Linked DNA regions of Homo sapiens: region 2 is linked to region 1. Evidence: chromatin loops called from intact Hi-C (ENCODE). Cell type or tissue: PC-3. All regions are shown on one strand.

Region 1 (8,000 bases):
CGGGCAGGGTGGGGGCGGGGGCGGGGGAAGATATGAAACCTAATATACCAGAAAAAAAGGAGGTGTGTATTTAGTATTCATGAGGATAAATGGATAAAGTAACCTAAGGAGACCACAGATCGAAAACAGAAGTGAGCTCAAGACATAATTCTAAAGTAGCTACTGTTTAGAGGGAAGAGAAAAACAACTACAAATATGTTTGCTTGTTTTTAAAAACAGAATTGACATATATTCAGTAGGTAAGCAGACTGCTGAAGAAAATAGTCTACTATGTCGGTTGCTGCAAAAGATCAAATAAAAAGATGAATGAAAAAGTCACTGAATGTGACAAAAGATTGCTGGTGAAAGCACAGGCAGAAAAGAGATGACAATGAGTGGGTAAAATCTTGAGAAAATAAATGAAATTATTTATATCATTGTTATAACATAATTTAGTAAAAATCATTTGTATAGCATACATAATTGAATGGGGATGATCTGGCTAAAAGCAATTTTTAACTGTGAATTGAAATTTAGTAAGGTGATTCAGTTTTTGCCAATATAAGAAAAGAGCCTCTTCCGAAATCCCCAAATCCCATCAGAAAATAGTTTTCATTAGTAGTTTGTAATGAACTAATCTGCAAAATCCTCTGAATACTTTGTAAAGTTTGTCTTTAATCACTAAATGTAAACTAAACAACAAATGAACATATTTGGCCATATTATTAATTATCTTAATGTTTAATTATGATATCCAATTAACTATTTTGGCTGAAAGACATCACTGACAAACATGAGAAGTTAATAGTGCAATATATTTATTTATATAGACTGGTAAATCTTGTAAGGTAGATTTTATCTGATTTGCATTTTCTAGAACTGAAAATCACATTTATTGAAGAGTATAGATGCTCTAATATGAACTTTACACCTTTTTCACTCTTCTAAGTTGAATTATGGGAAATACCTATTCAAAGTTAATTAGTTTCATGTCATTTAAGAAGTTAAGTTATATTATTTCTACCTGCTATTTTAAAATCAAACATTTTAAGAGGTGGTAATGAAATTAAATATTAAGGAAACAGTAAGATCTGGAAAAAAAACAAACCATTTGAACAAATAGGGAAGGTATATATTACTAATTGCTGGCTTTAACCTGAGGATATTTTCAACTTTTTCTTTTCTGAAAGAAATTCCCTATGACATATACTGATCAAGTTTTCAACAATTCCAAAAGGAATTTCTCTGTCTTCAAATTCTGTAAACTTTCATCATCATATGACACTGCTCATGTTGCCACTTTGTAAAAAATGTCTTTATTAGTATTGTTTCCGTGTCTTAATTTGTTTCTTATCCCTCTGCCTTTTGCTACTTAAAAAACATTTTTATTAAATTTGATAAATAATAAAACGAATGTATTTAAGTGTACGATTTAATGTGTGCATGTGTGTGCCTGTGTGTGTGCATGTGTGTGTGTGTGTTAATGTGGAATTAAATAATTTGTGCCCAGAGGGTTAGCAGTTGTGGTTTTCAAAATATGTGGATAAATATTTACATGATTCTCCCTACAAGAAGAGAATCTTAAATTCATTATCCTCAGTGTAGGCTGAGATAGCTTCGAAATAATAAAATGTGGTAGAAGTGATGGCATGTTACTTTCCAGAATCATTTATAAAAAGACTGAGCTACACCTTTGGTTTCTTCTGTTTCTTTCTAGAGATTTTTGTTTCTCTAGACAAATTTAATTCTAGATAAATTGTAGATAATTTTATCAGGTTGAGGAAGTTATTTTCTATGTTTGCTGACAGTTTTTTTTATAAAATTAGAAATGAATTTTAAACATTGTCAAATAATTTTATTCATTTTTGAGATGATTCTGTGGTTAGTCCTCTGTAGTCTAATATAGGAAAAGATATTGACTGATTTTTCAATGTTTGAATAATGGAATTCCTGGAAGATATTCCATTTAGTAATGTGGGTTATCCTTTCTATATGTATTTCTATTTGCTTTGCTAAAATTTTGTTATATAAATGTTGGTCAGTAATTACATTTCTTTGTAATATCTTTTAGGATTTCTGTTTGTTTTATTGTTGTACTGATTTTGATATTGGGGTAACACTAGCCTTGTAGAATTCGTTGGGAAGTATTTTCTCCTTTTCAATTTTCTGGAAGGGATTGTGTGGAACAGATGTTATATCCTCCTTAAGTGCTTGCTAGAATTCACCAGTGAGGACATCTGGTCCTTAAGTTTTATTTATTCTGGGATGTTTTACATTTAATATAATTTGTTATTATATATGCAACTATTCAGGTTACCTATTTCTTTCTTCCTTTATTCTCCTTCTCCTCTTTTTGTTAGCCAAACTAAAATCCTTATTTGGAATTCATGTGACCATCAATTTCCTTTGTTCTGTTCCAGTAGCAGTCCAGAGTATTATTTGCCACATCTGCTTAATCTCCTCCAATCTCTGCCAGTTTCTTAGTCTTTCCTTGTTTCACAGGACCTTGACACTTCTAAACAGTACTGCTCAGGCATTTTGTAGAATGCTCCACAGTGTGAGTTTACCTGATGTTTTTTCATGAATAGATTGAGGCTATGGATTTTGGAGAAAAATATCATAAAGGTACAGTGCCTTTCTCATCACATCATGACATCACATCACGACATCACATCACATCACATCACATCACATCACATCACATCATCACATCACATCACCTCACATCAAATTGTACAGGCATCAAAATGACATTGCTAGTGGTATTAACCCCTGACCACTTGGGTTAAAGTGGTATCTGCCTGTTTTATCTACTGTGAAGTTAAGCATCTTTATTTTTCTATACTTTATTTGTTAGAAGTGACTCATTAAGTCTAATCACATACTCAAGAGGTTGTGAATTAAAGTCTCCTTCCTGGGAAGAGGAACATCAAGAAATATGTGGATATATATGGCCGGGCACGGTGGCTCATGCCTGTAATCCCAGCAATTTGGGAGGCCAAGGCGGGCAGATCACCTGAGGTCGGGAGTTCAAGACCAGCCTGACCAACATGGAGAAACCCCGTCCCTACTAAAAATACAAAATTAGCCGGGCGTGGTGGCAGGCCCCTGTAATCCCAGCTACTAGGGAGGCTGAGGCAGGAGAATCGCTTGAACCTGGGAGGCAGAGGTTGCAATCAGACAAGATCGCACCATTGCACTCCAGCCTGGGCAACAAGAGTGAAACTCCATCTCAAAAAAAAAAAAAAAAAGAAAGAAAAGAAATATGTGGATATATGTGAACCACCATAGTAATTAACATATAGAAGAAATTCCACCCTGTTTAATAAAGGAATGAGAAATATCCCTGCCCCTCTGTGAATCTTAGAATTTATTTCAACCAATCCTTTTGGAGAGTTCTGTGCTGGCCTCAAGTCATTTTTTCACATTCATGTACTGGGCATTTAGCTGAAGACTCAAGGCTGACACCCTGCGGTTCCATGGTCCTTGCATTCTGTGAAGTCCTCTCCCATCCAGTTCTCCGCCCCGTGAACTCCAGCCTCCTTTCCCCCGGCCCTGAAATCTCAGCTCCATTGCAGTGCACAGGACTCTTCCTGAGTTTCTTCTCCCTGCACTATGGCCTGTAAATTATCTCCAGGAAATAGCCTGGGCAGTAAAGGGGCTTACCTTATTTATTTTCTACATCTCAAGCATCACTATCCTTCATTGCCTGGTGTCTGACATAGTGAAAACCATTATTTCATGTATTTTTTTCTGATTTTTATTTTTTCCCGATCGAGTGGATAATTCTGTCTCTGTTACTACATCTTAGTTAGAAACAAAAGTCTTTGCCCCACTTTTATTTCTTTCATTGCCTATCTAATTCATAAAATCAGAAAGCCTATATCCTTTACCTACAGTTGACAGATTGTTTAATAGCCAAAGTAGATTTCACCCTTCTTGAATTGATCTCTTTTCTTGATTTTTTAATATCTGAGGAAATATTTATTAAGGTTAACATCTAGGAATCTCAAGTTTAAAAAATCCTAGGGCTGCCCCCTTTTTTTAAAAAAAAATCTCTCTGAGCATCACTTTTTTATATTTAAAAATAATGGATAAATAAATAATACAGACATCACAGTTATGTTCTGAAGACTAAATCTGAAAAGCATTAAATGCAACTAGCACAGTGATTATTAGCACATAGTAGAAGTTAAATGGCCTACTATAATTTCCATCTTCGTGAGCAGCAATATTGCCTGAATTACCATCATCATTCCAAATATCTTTGTTCTTTATTGTAACTACTTTGTGTATTTTGCCTTCCTCCTTTCATTTAAACAGGGTCTTCCCAAATTATCCTTCTATTTGTCTTATCTTTATAATCTTTATTCTTTTGTTGATATTTCGTTCCATTGTTTTAATCATGTCTGTGCTGTTGATAATTGCCAACCTCGCTTCCAGCTATTATCTCTTCCCAGAGATCCTCTCCCATGACTGTGACTTTATTCTGCCTAACTTCAACTGTCTTTCACAGGTGAAATTCAACACGTTTCTCAACACCAGTGGCCCCACTCACCTCAAGCTGCTTTCTCTTACCATTTGTATACAATTCGCTTATTCTCCATTCTTTTATGTCCTACAGATCAAAACACTAGGATTAACTATGATCATTTCTCTTTTTTCCTTAAATGTAATTCTTTATATTCATTACCACTACCCTATCCTATTTCACACTTAATTTTACTTGATTAGAGAATTATAACACTCTTCAAATTAATTTAATAATCTCTATACACTTTATTCTTTTGACCATTTTGAAAACATTTTTTTCTTCCTATATGAGTGTCAAACAATATACCAAACTAAAAATAAATTTAAGTAAGGTGCTTGTATAAACTAAAATGATGGTCTCAAATTTAGGAGTTAGTGCCACTGAATGATAGGATTATTTTTTAATCCACATAAAGACCTTTGAAAAATAAATGAGTTGGAAAGGTGGCTCACATGATTCATTCTGTATACTTTTCAAAATGTGATGATTGACTTTGTATGCCATCCCGACTGGGCTAAGAAATGCCCAGATAGTCTTTCTAGTTGTGTCTGTGAAGGTGTTTCTGAAAGACATTAGGATTTGAATCAGTACACTAAGTATAGAAGATCATTTTCATCCAAGTGAATTGACATCATCCAATCCAGTGAAGGTCAGAATAGAACAAAAATACAGAGAAAGGACAAATTCACTCTATTTCAGCTGTGACATCCATCTTCTTCTGCCCTCACACACCAGTGCTCCTGGTTCTTAGACTTTGTACTCAGGACTTACACCATTGCCACGCCTTGCCCTAGGTTCTCAGCCCTTCAGCTCAGCCTGAATTATGCTGCCAGGTTTCCTGGTTCTCCAGGTTGAAGACTGCAGACAATGGGACTTCTCGACTTCCATAAATTCACGAGCCAATTTCTACAATAAATCCATACATCTAGATCTACATCTAAATAGATCCTATTGGTTCTGTTTCTCTGGAGAACCCTAATACACAAAATTAAACTTTCTTGCTCATATACTTACTAAAAAAACTTTCTGTTGCTGTCTTTCCTTTTAAGTGAAATCTAACCTTTTTTTTTTTTTTTTTTTTTTTTTTTGAGATGTAGTCTCACTCTGCTGCCAGGTTGGAGTGCAGTGGCGCAATCTCGGCTCACTGCAACCTCTCCCTCCCGGATTCAAGTGATTCTCGTGCCTCAGCCTCCCCTAAGATTAGATTTAACCTATTCAACTTGACGTTCAGGTTATTTGCAATATGCCCATCATATTTTCAGCCTGCATATCCCAGTACTTCTTTAGGTACGTAAGCTATTTTCTTTCTAATAAACCGCTATTGCTCAAAACTTCTCCATACACTCCACACCTCCCCTTTTTGCTCGCTTCTTCTTTTATTTCCTTATTTGAAGTATCCACCCCAAGTTTTTCCCTCTGAAATTTCTGCTTGTTAAACTCTATCACTCCCTCCATGAAGCTCTTCCTGGTATTTTATCCATATTAATCTATTTTTTCTCTAATCTTCCTCACTGCATTTTTAAATGTCTTTTGTAGTATTTATGGCATTTTAACTTTTATTATCTGCATTATATGTATTCATTTTATTTTATTTTATAATCAGTTTATGCTGGATTATAAACTCCTTGGGAGTGTTTGCTATTATTTATTAGCTACGTATTTTAAAACAAGCTATGTTGTACTTAATGCACATGCAAATATTTATTGATTTACATTTGATTTTTAATGTCAGGTTTACAATATAATATTTTTTTCCAATATAAAAACTTACCTGAAAGTTCATTCCCATAAATATTTTGGTTTTGGCAATTATGCTGTGTGTAATATATAATGTGGATTTTTCCCCCAAAGTAAGGGTATTTTAAAATCACAATGAAGGCTCCAGTGCAAGTATCATTACTGACTTCCCTCAGATGTAGGAGTTGTGATAAGAGGTTTGCTACAAAAATTTCAACTTAAGCTGAACTGCCAGGAGGCAGAAGAAGAACACAAGTTCTCTTCAAAGCTAAGAAGTGACTCAAATTTGTAATGCTTCTTAGAATTCATCTCTCTGTTAAAAATGCCCTGTTAAGCAACAAGTTTTATCCCATTAGCATATTAAATAATGAATACAACTCATGATTTGGTATGTGTTCAAATGTATACACAACTTGTGCACACACTGCAATTTTTTGAATCCCACAAAATAAAATACAAACTTTACTTTTTGTTAATATACAATTTAATAAGAAACACTTTTCACAATTATTTATAAATAACACAATTACATAGCTATCATAGATATAAGGAATGTTCAAAAATACTTTAATAAATTAAATGTGAAGCTCTTCACATATATGTACAAATTTCCTTCAAGTTCCTATACAGCATCAATTTAACCATAAGCAAAATGTAATTCTTAGTTGCTCTTATTTATTTTTATGTTCTATATATAATCTATTAAATTTATTATTATTTGGTTTTTCTTCATGCCTTGGTCTGTTTCTAACAAAGATGTTATTTTGTAAGTCATGGGTACATATATGTTGATTTGAGTGTTTCTTGCAGGAAATCATCTGAGTACTTACACGATTGCTTGAGTGAGAACACAAGATCCCATAAAAACAAAGAATGAATTCAGTGTATTTTCTTCAGTCAGCATCTCTCCTAAGATTAGATTTATGCAGTTCTATTTCCAGTTTAATAGCTATTTTGGTCATGAGAATGGACAGATACTGTGTCTTCATCAGTCCCCAATACGATTTATGTGATGAGACTTTGGTACAGGAATGTTAATGTTTTATATATTTCTGACAGTAGTAATGTACCATTCTATTTTGACCTTTCCAATATGATACAGATCGATTATCTGGGTACTTTATTTCTTCCTTTGTCTACTACTGTAAAAGTCTATTAAGAAAAAGGGCAAAATCAATCAAAATTTCTAATGCGTTAGATAACAATCCCTCAGTTTTGTCGAGTTAAAGTAGACATAGTTTCACTGTTTAAATACATCCATAAATATGTTCCTGTCAGCATAAGCCTTCTATTATTTTTAATATAGTATATATATTTTTCTTCTGAATTATAATTTTATGTAATATCTAATCTCATGCATTTCATTGCCAGCTACAAATTTCATAAACAGAAACAAAGAAAGAAATTCATGATGTTTAGCTTCTAGATTCTAGACATTCGGGTGTGTGTGTGTGTGTGTGTGTGTGTGTGTGTGTGTGTGTTTGACAAAATAGAAAATTTCCTCTAGATATGATGGACAAGGTAGCAAGGTACTTTGAGAAATCAAATCTAGATGACTTTTCGAAGTAATCAAAAGTTTCTGCACACACTTGAAAGGTGGCTAGAATTAATATTTGAATGCATAATTTTAAATTATCTATTAATGATAATGCAGACAATGAGGAAAGAATAATCTAAGTCTTTTATCATTCCAAAAGTCAACCTATTACTTCATGGTTTAAACTGACTGACTTTTATTTGCTCCATACAA
Region 2 (8,000 bases), 820 kb before region 1:
TTTTGTAGCTCCAACCCCACATTTCCCCTCTGCATTGCCCTAGTAGAAGTTCTCCATAAGGACTCCATTCCTGCATCAGACTTCTGCCTAGACATCCAGGCATTTTCATACATCCTCTGAAATCTAGGCAGAGGTCCCCAAACCTCAACACTTGTCTTCTGCATACCCTCAGGCCCAACACGATGGGGAAGCCACAAAGGCTTGGGGCTTGCACCATCTGAAGCAAAGGCCCAATATGTACCTTGTCACCTTTTAGCCATGGCTGGAGATAGAGTGGCTGGGACATAGGGTGCCATGTCCTGAGGCTGCAAAGAGCAGTAGGGTCCTGGGTTTGGCCCATGAAACCATTTTTCCCTCCTAGGCTTCCAGGCCCGTGATGAGAGGGGCTGCTGTAAAGATCTCTGGAGATGCCCTGAATACATTTTTCCCATTGTCTCAGCAATTAACATTTGGCTTCTCAATACTTACACAAATTTCTGCAGCCAGCTTGAATTTCTTCCTCCAGAATTGTTTTTCTTCTACCACATGGTCAGGCTGTAAATTTTCCAAACCTTTATATCTGCTTCTCTTTTAAACATAAGCTCCAAATTCAAACCGTCTCTTGGTGAATGCATATAAATGCATGTTTTCAGAAAAAGCCAGGTCACCTCTTGAATGCTTTGCTGCTTAGATATTTCCTTTGCCAGATACCCAAATAATCTCTCTCAGGTTCAAAGTTCCACAGATCTCTAGGGCAGGGGCAAAATGCTGCCAGTCTGTTTGCTAAGGCATAGCAAGAGTGACCTTTGCTGCAGTTCCCAATAATTTCTCAATATCCATCTGAGACCATTTCAGCCTGGACTTCATTGTCCATATCACTATCAGCATTTTGGGCAAAACCATTCAACAAGACTGTAGGAAGTTCCAGACTTTCCCACCTCTTCCTGTCTTTTTCTAATCCCTCCAAACGGTTCAACCTTTGCCAGTTAGCTACTTCCGAAGTGGCTTCTACATTTTCAGGTCTCTTTATAGCAATACCTCCACTTCTGGTACCAATTGTCTGTATTAGCCTATTCTCACACTGCTATAAATAAATATCAGAGACTGGATAATTTATAAATAAAGGAGGTTTAATTGACTCACAGTTCCATATGGTTGGGGAGAAAACTCTGGAAACTTAACAATCATGCTGGAAAGCAAAGGAGAAGCAACCACCTTCTTCACAAGGTGGCAGGAGAAAGAGAGAGTGTGAGGGGTGAACTGTCACATTTTAAAACCATCAGCTCTCATGAGAACTCACTCACTATCATGAGAACAGCATGGCAGAAACTGCTCCCGTTATGCAATCACCTCCCACCAAGTCCCTTTCTCAACACATGGGGATTACAATTTGAGATGAGATTTGGGTGGTTAAACAGACCCAGGCCATATAACAGGAATATGTCCATTTCCTCTAGATTTTCTAGTTGGTGTACCTAATTGTCTCTGAGCACCTTTTGTATTTCTGTGTGATCAGTTATAATGTCATCTTTGTTATTTCTGCTTATTTGGATCTTTTTTTTCCTTTTTTTCTTTATTATTCCAGTAGGTGATCAATTAATCTTGTTTATTTTTTCAAAGACCCAACTTTTGGTAACCTTGATTCTTTGTATGGATTTTTGGTCTCAATTTAGTTCATTTCTGCTATAATTTTAGCAATTTATTTTCTTCTGTTTGCTTTGGGGTCCTTTTGTTCTTTCTTTTCTAGCCCCTCCAGGTGTGATAATTGATTGTTAATATGATATTTTTCTAAATTTTTGAGGTATTCATTTAGTGCTTTAAACTTTCTTCTCAAGTCTGCTTTTGCTGTATCCCAGGGATTTTGGTATGTTGTGTCTTTGTTATTCATTTCAGATAAGTTTTTGATTCTTGCCTTAATTTTGTGGTTTACCCAAAAGTCATTCAGGACCAACTCGTTTAATTTCCATGTAACTGTGTGGTTTTGAGAGATCTTCTTGATATTAATTTCTAATTTTATTTCACCTTAGTCCAAGAGTATGGTTGGTATGATTTTGATTTTTTTGAATTTATTGAGACTTGCTTTATGAGTATGTGGTTAGTTTTGGAGTATTTTCTGTGTGCAGATGAGAAGAATGTATATTCTGTGGTTGGTGGATAGAGTGTTCTGCAGATGTCTATTAGGTACAGTTGGTCAAGTGTCTAATTTATGTCCAGAAATTATTTGTTAATTTATTGCTAGATCTATCTAATGCTGTCAGTGCTGAAATCCTGTGCTATTACTGTGTGACTTGCTAATTCTTTTCTTGGGTCTAGAAGTACTTGTTTTATGAATCTAGGTACTCTCATGTTGAGTGTATGTATATTTTTGATAGTTAATTCCTCTTGTTGAATTTGAGCCCTTTATCTTTATGTAATGCACTTTTTTGTCATTTTTTACTGTTGTTATCTTAAAGTATGTTGTATCTACTATAAGAAGATAGACATCTGCATTTTTCTATAATTCTTTACTTTGAGCCCAGGATTGTCCTTACATATGAGTTGGTTCTCTTGAAGACAGCACAGAACGAGTCTTGTTATTTTAATCCAACTTGCCAGTCTATACCTTTCAAATGGGGAGTTTAGACCATTTACCTTCAAAGTTAACATTAATATGTGAAGTTTTGATCCTATTGTGAAGTCGTTAGCTAGTTGCTTTGTAGTTTCTATTTTGTGGTTACTATATAGGTACTGTGGTGGACTATGCATTTAAGTGTGTTTTTGGTGGTAGCAGGTATTGTTCATTTGCTTCTATGTTTAAAACTCCCATAAGGATCTCTTATAAGGCTGATCTTGTGGTAATGGATTGCCTTGGTGCTTGCTTATCTGGAAAAGATTTTATTTCTCCTTTGCTGATGAAGCTTAGTTTGGTGGGATGTTAAATTTTTGATTGCAATTTCTTTTCTTTAGAATGCTAATAAATGGTCCCTAGTCTTTTCTGGCTTCTAACGTTTCCGCTGTGAAGCCTGCTATTAGCCTGCCGTATGTGATCTGGTCTTTTTCTCTAGCTGCATTGAAAAATTTTTCTTGAATGTTGACCTTGGTGACTATATGCCTTGGTGATGTTTACTTTGTATAGTTTCTTGCAAGTGTTCTGTGGATTTTTTTCTATCTGGATGTCTATCTCTCTAGCAAGATTAGGGAAATTTTCATGAATTATCCCATCAATTATCTTGAATTCTTTCCTCAAATATCCAGTTTTCTTGGTTGTTTATTTTTTCCCTTCTCTCACAGGTATGCCAGTAATTTGTAGATTTAGCCACATTACATAATCCTATATTCCTCTAAGATTCTGTTGAATTTTTTGTTTATTTTTATCTGTGTTAGTTTGAAACTCTGGTGTTCAAGCTCTGAAGTTATTTCTTCTGCCTGATCCAATCTGTTGTTAAAGCTTTCAAGTGTGTTTTGAAATTTTTTAAGTTTCTCAATTTAAAAATCTCTGGTGATTTTAAGATTTTTATCTTTTTCTTCATTTTCTGGATTTCTTTAGAAGTTTCTTTGTGTTGATTTTCAAACTTTTCTTGGATCTCATTGAGCTTTTTTGCAATCTATGCTTTGAATTCTTTTCTGTTATTTATGAGTTTCCATGTTGGTTAGGGACCATTGCTGGATAACTAATGCCCTTCTTTGATGACGTTGTTGCATTTGGATTTTACATGGTGCCAGTATTATTGCACTGGTTCCTTCCTAAATATGTAATTATTATCATACTGGTAGAATCTTTTTTTACTTTTCCCCCTGTACTAATATCTCTGTATATATTTTTTCCCTTTCCCTTTCCATCCCTCCCTATGGGGTGTGACTGTAGAGAATGCTGAGTAGAATATTTTGGCTTTGCTTCTGCAGCCCTGTGCACTTCCGTCAGTAGGTTTTATATTGGGCTGTGCAGTTTGACCCATCAGCCAGCAGATGGCGCATATAGGTAAGAGCCGGCTTTGTCGCTGTAGATGGGTATATACTTTATTCTTGTTTACTGTGAGTAACCCTCTTTTGCCTCAAGCAATGGGCTGTTTCGTGGAATGCACAGTGGTCTGAGTTCCCTTCTCATCCTTAGGAGGGCAAGGCCCACGATGAGGGCCTAGACCTGGCAGGTCTGCCTACAAGTCCCCCGATGGCAGGCAAAATCACCAACACCAAGGGAGAATCCAAAGTAGCCACTAAGCCCCCAGAGGATTGTCTAAGAGTAGAGCTGGGAAGCCTTCTCAGCCCCAGGGTCTCTGCATAGGAATGGGGCAGCCTAAACTACTAATCTTTGAGATTGTTTCGGGTGCCTGGAGATCTTCCTGAGCGTCAAATGTTAAGTGGCCCTCTGCACCAAGATCTTTGCACAGGAGAGGTAGGCCACTCAGGCTGCTGGTCCAAGTGAACTAGTGCTCCGAATTCTTGGAGATCTGCCTGGGCATGAAGCAGAGAAGGCCTTCCTGCACCAAGATCTCTGCACGTGAAGGGTGGGTTAGCTCATCTTGCTGAACCAGGTGAACGTGTGTTCTGAATATCTGAAAACCTTCCTGGGTGTGGAGTGTAGAGAACTTCTCTGCACCAGGATCTCTGTACAGGAGAAATGTGGTGACTCAGGTTGCTGAACCAGGCAAGTAGGTTCTCTGAATGCCTGGAGATCTGCCTAGGTGTGGAGTGGAGAGAGCCCCACTACACAACGATCTATGCCCAGGAAGGGTGGGGCATCTCAGGCTGCTGAGCCAGGCAAACATTTGCTCTGAATGCCTGGGTGTGGACGGGCGAGGTCCTGACTGTCCCACAGTCTGTTTCCACGAGAAGTAGGGCATCTCAGACTGCTGATCCAGGCAAGAAGTTACTCCAAGTGCCTGGATTTCTGCTTGCAGGTGGACTAGAGAGGGCCCTGCTGCATCATTGTCTCAGGAGAGCAGGCTGGGGTGCCCTGCAGTGGCACACACAGACTGGTTGCAGGTTGCCTACCTGACGCTGGCTACAAGTGTCATTGCCCAGGAGAAACTACCACTGTAGCAGCTCTCCTGCCTCAGGCCTGTGACAGGGGAGAGCACAATTTCAGCACTTACATTTCCCGATGCGCTTTCCACAGGTCTGGCTGTGTAAGTCCCTACCCTGCTCCAGATTAGCACTCCAATCTCTGGCCCAAGACTGAAATGACTGAGCAGCCATGCTGCCGAGTCACCAAGAGATGTGTAATTGTGTATGTGCCTGAATTAAAAATGGTGTACTGCTCTTGATCCTGCGTCTGAGAAAATGTCTGCAGCTCTTCCAGGTGCCTTTTCCTCACAGTGTCTCCAAGCCTCTCTGCAAGTTAGCTCCAGGGCTTGAAAGAAACAACATGCTCTCCCTTGGCCTGAGTTGCTTGGATCCCCACTGGAAAAGTGAGTCACAGCCGGAGGGTCTCTGCCTGTCTCCTGGGCTTTACTCACTCGGCCAGACACTTACGGAGGCTGTTTACCCATGTTCTTCTCCCCATGACCTGGGGTTTCCTTCAAAAATCTAGTGGATTCCCATTTTCCTTTTTGACTTAAAGCTCACAAAGTTTATCTTTATGGACTATCACGCTATTTCCAATTAGCTGAGACATGCTAAAAGCCTCAAATCTATCATCTTGAAGGAAAACTACAATTTTAATAGTACTATTTATTATGAAAGAAAGAGACAAAGAAAGGTAGCAGTACAGTGTAGTAAAATAAAAATAATCTTTGAAATTTCAGATGTGGATTTGAATGTGAAATTAGACGTTTCTGAACACATCAACTTGAGAGGTTGTTGTATATTTATTCCACTTGTTCTACTACAAATGGGGGTATATTATATTATTAAGAGTGCCATAACATAATAGCACAGCCTGGGTAGCTTAAACAACTGAAATTTATTTTCTCATAAATCTGGAGGCTAAAAATCCAAGATTAAGGTGTCAGCAGGTTTAGTTTTCTCTGAGGCCTCCCTCTTTGACTTTTATATTGCCAACCTTTCCTTTTTTCCCCATATGGTTTATTTGTCTCTGTTGTCTGTGTCCTAATACCCTCTGCATAAGAAAAGGACACAAGTCATATTGGATTAGGGCCCGTGCTAATGACCCCATTTTAACTTAGTTACCTCTTCAAAGACCCTATCTCCAAATACAGCCACATCATTATATATTGGGCATTAGGGCTTCAACATTTGAATTTGGGAAACAATGCAACCCATACCTGAGAAAATGACATTTATCTCATATGATTTTTGTGATGAACACAGAATAGTGTGTTTATTCATTCCTAGTGTTGGAACGTTGTGTTATTTATAGCTTTGGGGATATGATCTATAAAGCAGTTAACAATATTTTTCGTACATATTTGGGTGGATTTGTGTTTTCATTTGTCTTGGATAACTTCCAATAAGCAAAAATGCCAGGTAGCATATTAAATTCATATTTAAATTAAGATACTGCTAAAGTGTTTCCAAAGTGTCTGTACCAGTTTGTATTCCCATCAGCAGCATTTGGAAGTTTAATTTGGTCTACTTCTTTGCCAGTACTTGATACCATTTTTTTTTAATGCTAGCCATTGTAGTGAATATGTAGTGACATATAATTTTGATTTTTGAATTTGCAATTATATGATAACTAGTGATGTTGGCTTTTTTTCATGTGATTATTGGCCATTTGCATAGCTTCTTTGGAAAAATGGTCAAATCTTTTGGGTTTTTTGGTGTGTGTTAATTGGGTTGTTTGTCTTTTATTATTAAATAATATTAGTTCCTTAGATGTCTGTATACAAGTCAATTAAAAGATACATGTTTGTGAAAAAGTTTCTCCCACTCTGCAGCTGGTCAATTTGTTTGGTTTTTGTAAATATGCCTTTTGAAGGACGAAAGATTATAAACCTAAGGTCTATTTTACCTTTTTTTTCTCTCTATACATAGGATTTATGTTGCCTAGTTTTAAAGTAAAAATAACTTTGCTTCACCAAATATCACAAATATTTATTCCTATTTTCTCCTGGAATTTTGATAGTTTTAGTTTTTACATTTAGGTAAAAGAAACTTTGAGTTAGATTTTTGTATATGGTTTGAAGAGACTCATTGTTGATTATTTTCTATTCAGTTATTCCATACAATTTATAGAAAACCTCTTTTCTGATTGAATTACTTAGAAAGCTTTATACATTTTTCCATCTATTTCTCCTACGTATATTATAAACATCATAAGATAGTGTTACTTTTTTTTAACAGCATATGCTTATCAGGAACTAAGATATTATTAATAGAGAAGAAAGTCAAACATATTATTTTCCATTTACTCAGATATTTTTTATTGTAAAACTCTTCTTTCTTTTCTGAGGAGTGGTTTCCATTTCACACATTTTTTTCTTCTTTTCTTAGATGCCTTCCTGCATTGTTTCCTACAGTTCAGGTCTGATGAAAATTGATTCTCTTACTTTTATCTGAAAATATCTATAAGAAATCCTCTTTCTTGAATGATATTTTAGGTGAATATAGGATTCTTTAATTACAGATTTTTTTTTTAAAAAAAAAAGAAAGCTGGAGATGTTCCACTCTCTTCCCTTCTTCATGAATTTTGATGAAAAGTTAGCAATTAAGCAGATTGTTGTTCCTGTATATCTAACATGTCATTTTTCATTTGTCACTTTCAATATTTGTTCTTTATCTCTGGCATTCAGCAGTCTGAATATGATGTTCCTGAGCTTGCGCTTCCTTCTGTTTATTATGGTTGGTATTTGCTCAATATCTTGGATTTAGAAATTTCCATATCTTGCCAAATTTGGAAAACATGTAGAGAATAGTATCTTCACCTTGTTTTTGCTCCATTTTTTAAAACTGTTTTCTTTGTGATACCCTAATTATGCAATGTCCAAGGACCATTTGCTATAATCTAACAGGTCTTTATTTTTTATATTTTTCCTGTTTGCTATTTACTTGGATCCTTAATATTAATCTATCTTCAATATACTTTCTCTTTATTCTGCCATTTTATTTGGCTATAAAATTTCATCTTTTTCCCCAGAAAC

What was found. Peaks named below come from ENCODE experiments on the same cell type or tissue, not always from the same donor. Only the 100,000 strongest peaks of a DNase experiment are listed, where the experiment ranks them.
Region 2: it touches region 1 in a loop (17-fold over the local background); 2 of 110 quality-filtered maps call a loop at or near these places.

Annotation. Positions count from the first base shown.
Region 1 is chr7:120,086,686-120,094,685 of GRCh38, forward strand. No RefSeq gene overlaps it. Among named protein-coding and RNA genes, the nearest start is that of KCND2, 180 kb to the right of the region's middle. In PC-3, a CTCF peak has its summit at 3,439; a DNase peak (open chromatin) is centred at 3,466.
Region 2 is chr7:119,266,220-119,274,219 of GRCh38, forward strand. No RefSeq gene overlaps it. Among named protein-coding and RNA genes, the nearest start is that of LINC02476, 640 kb to the right of the region's middle. In PC-3, a CTCF peak has its summit at 3,919 (motif pointing right); DNase peaks (open chromatin) are centred at 3,932 and 4,642; H3K27ac peaks cover 1,210 bases.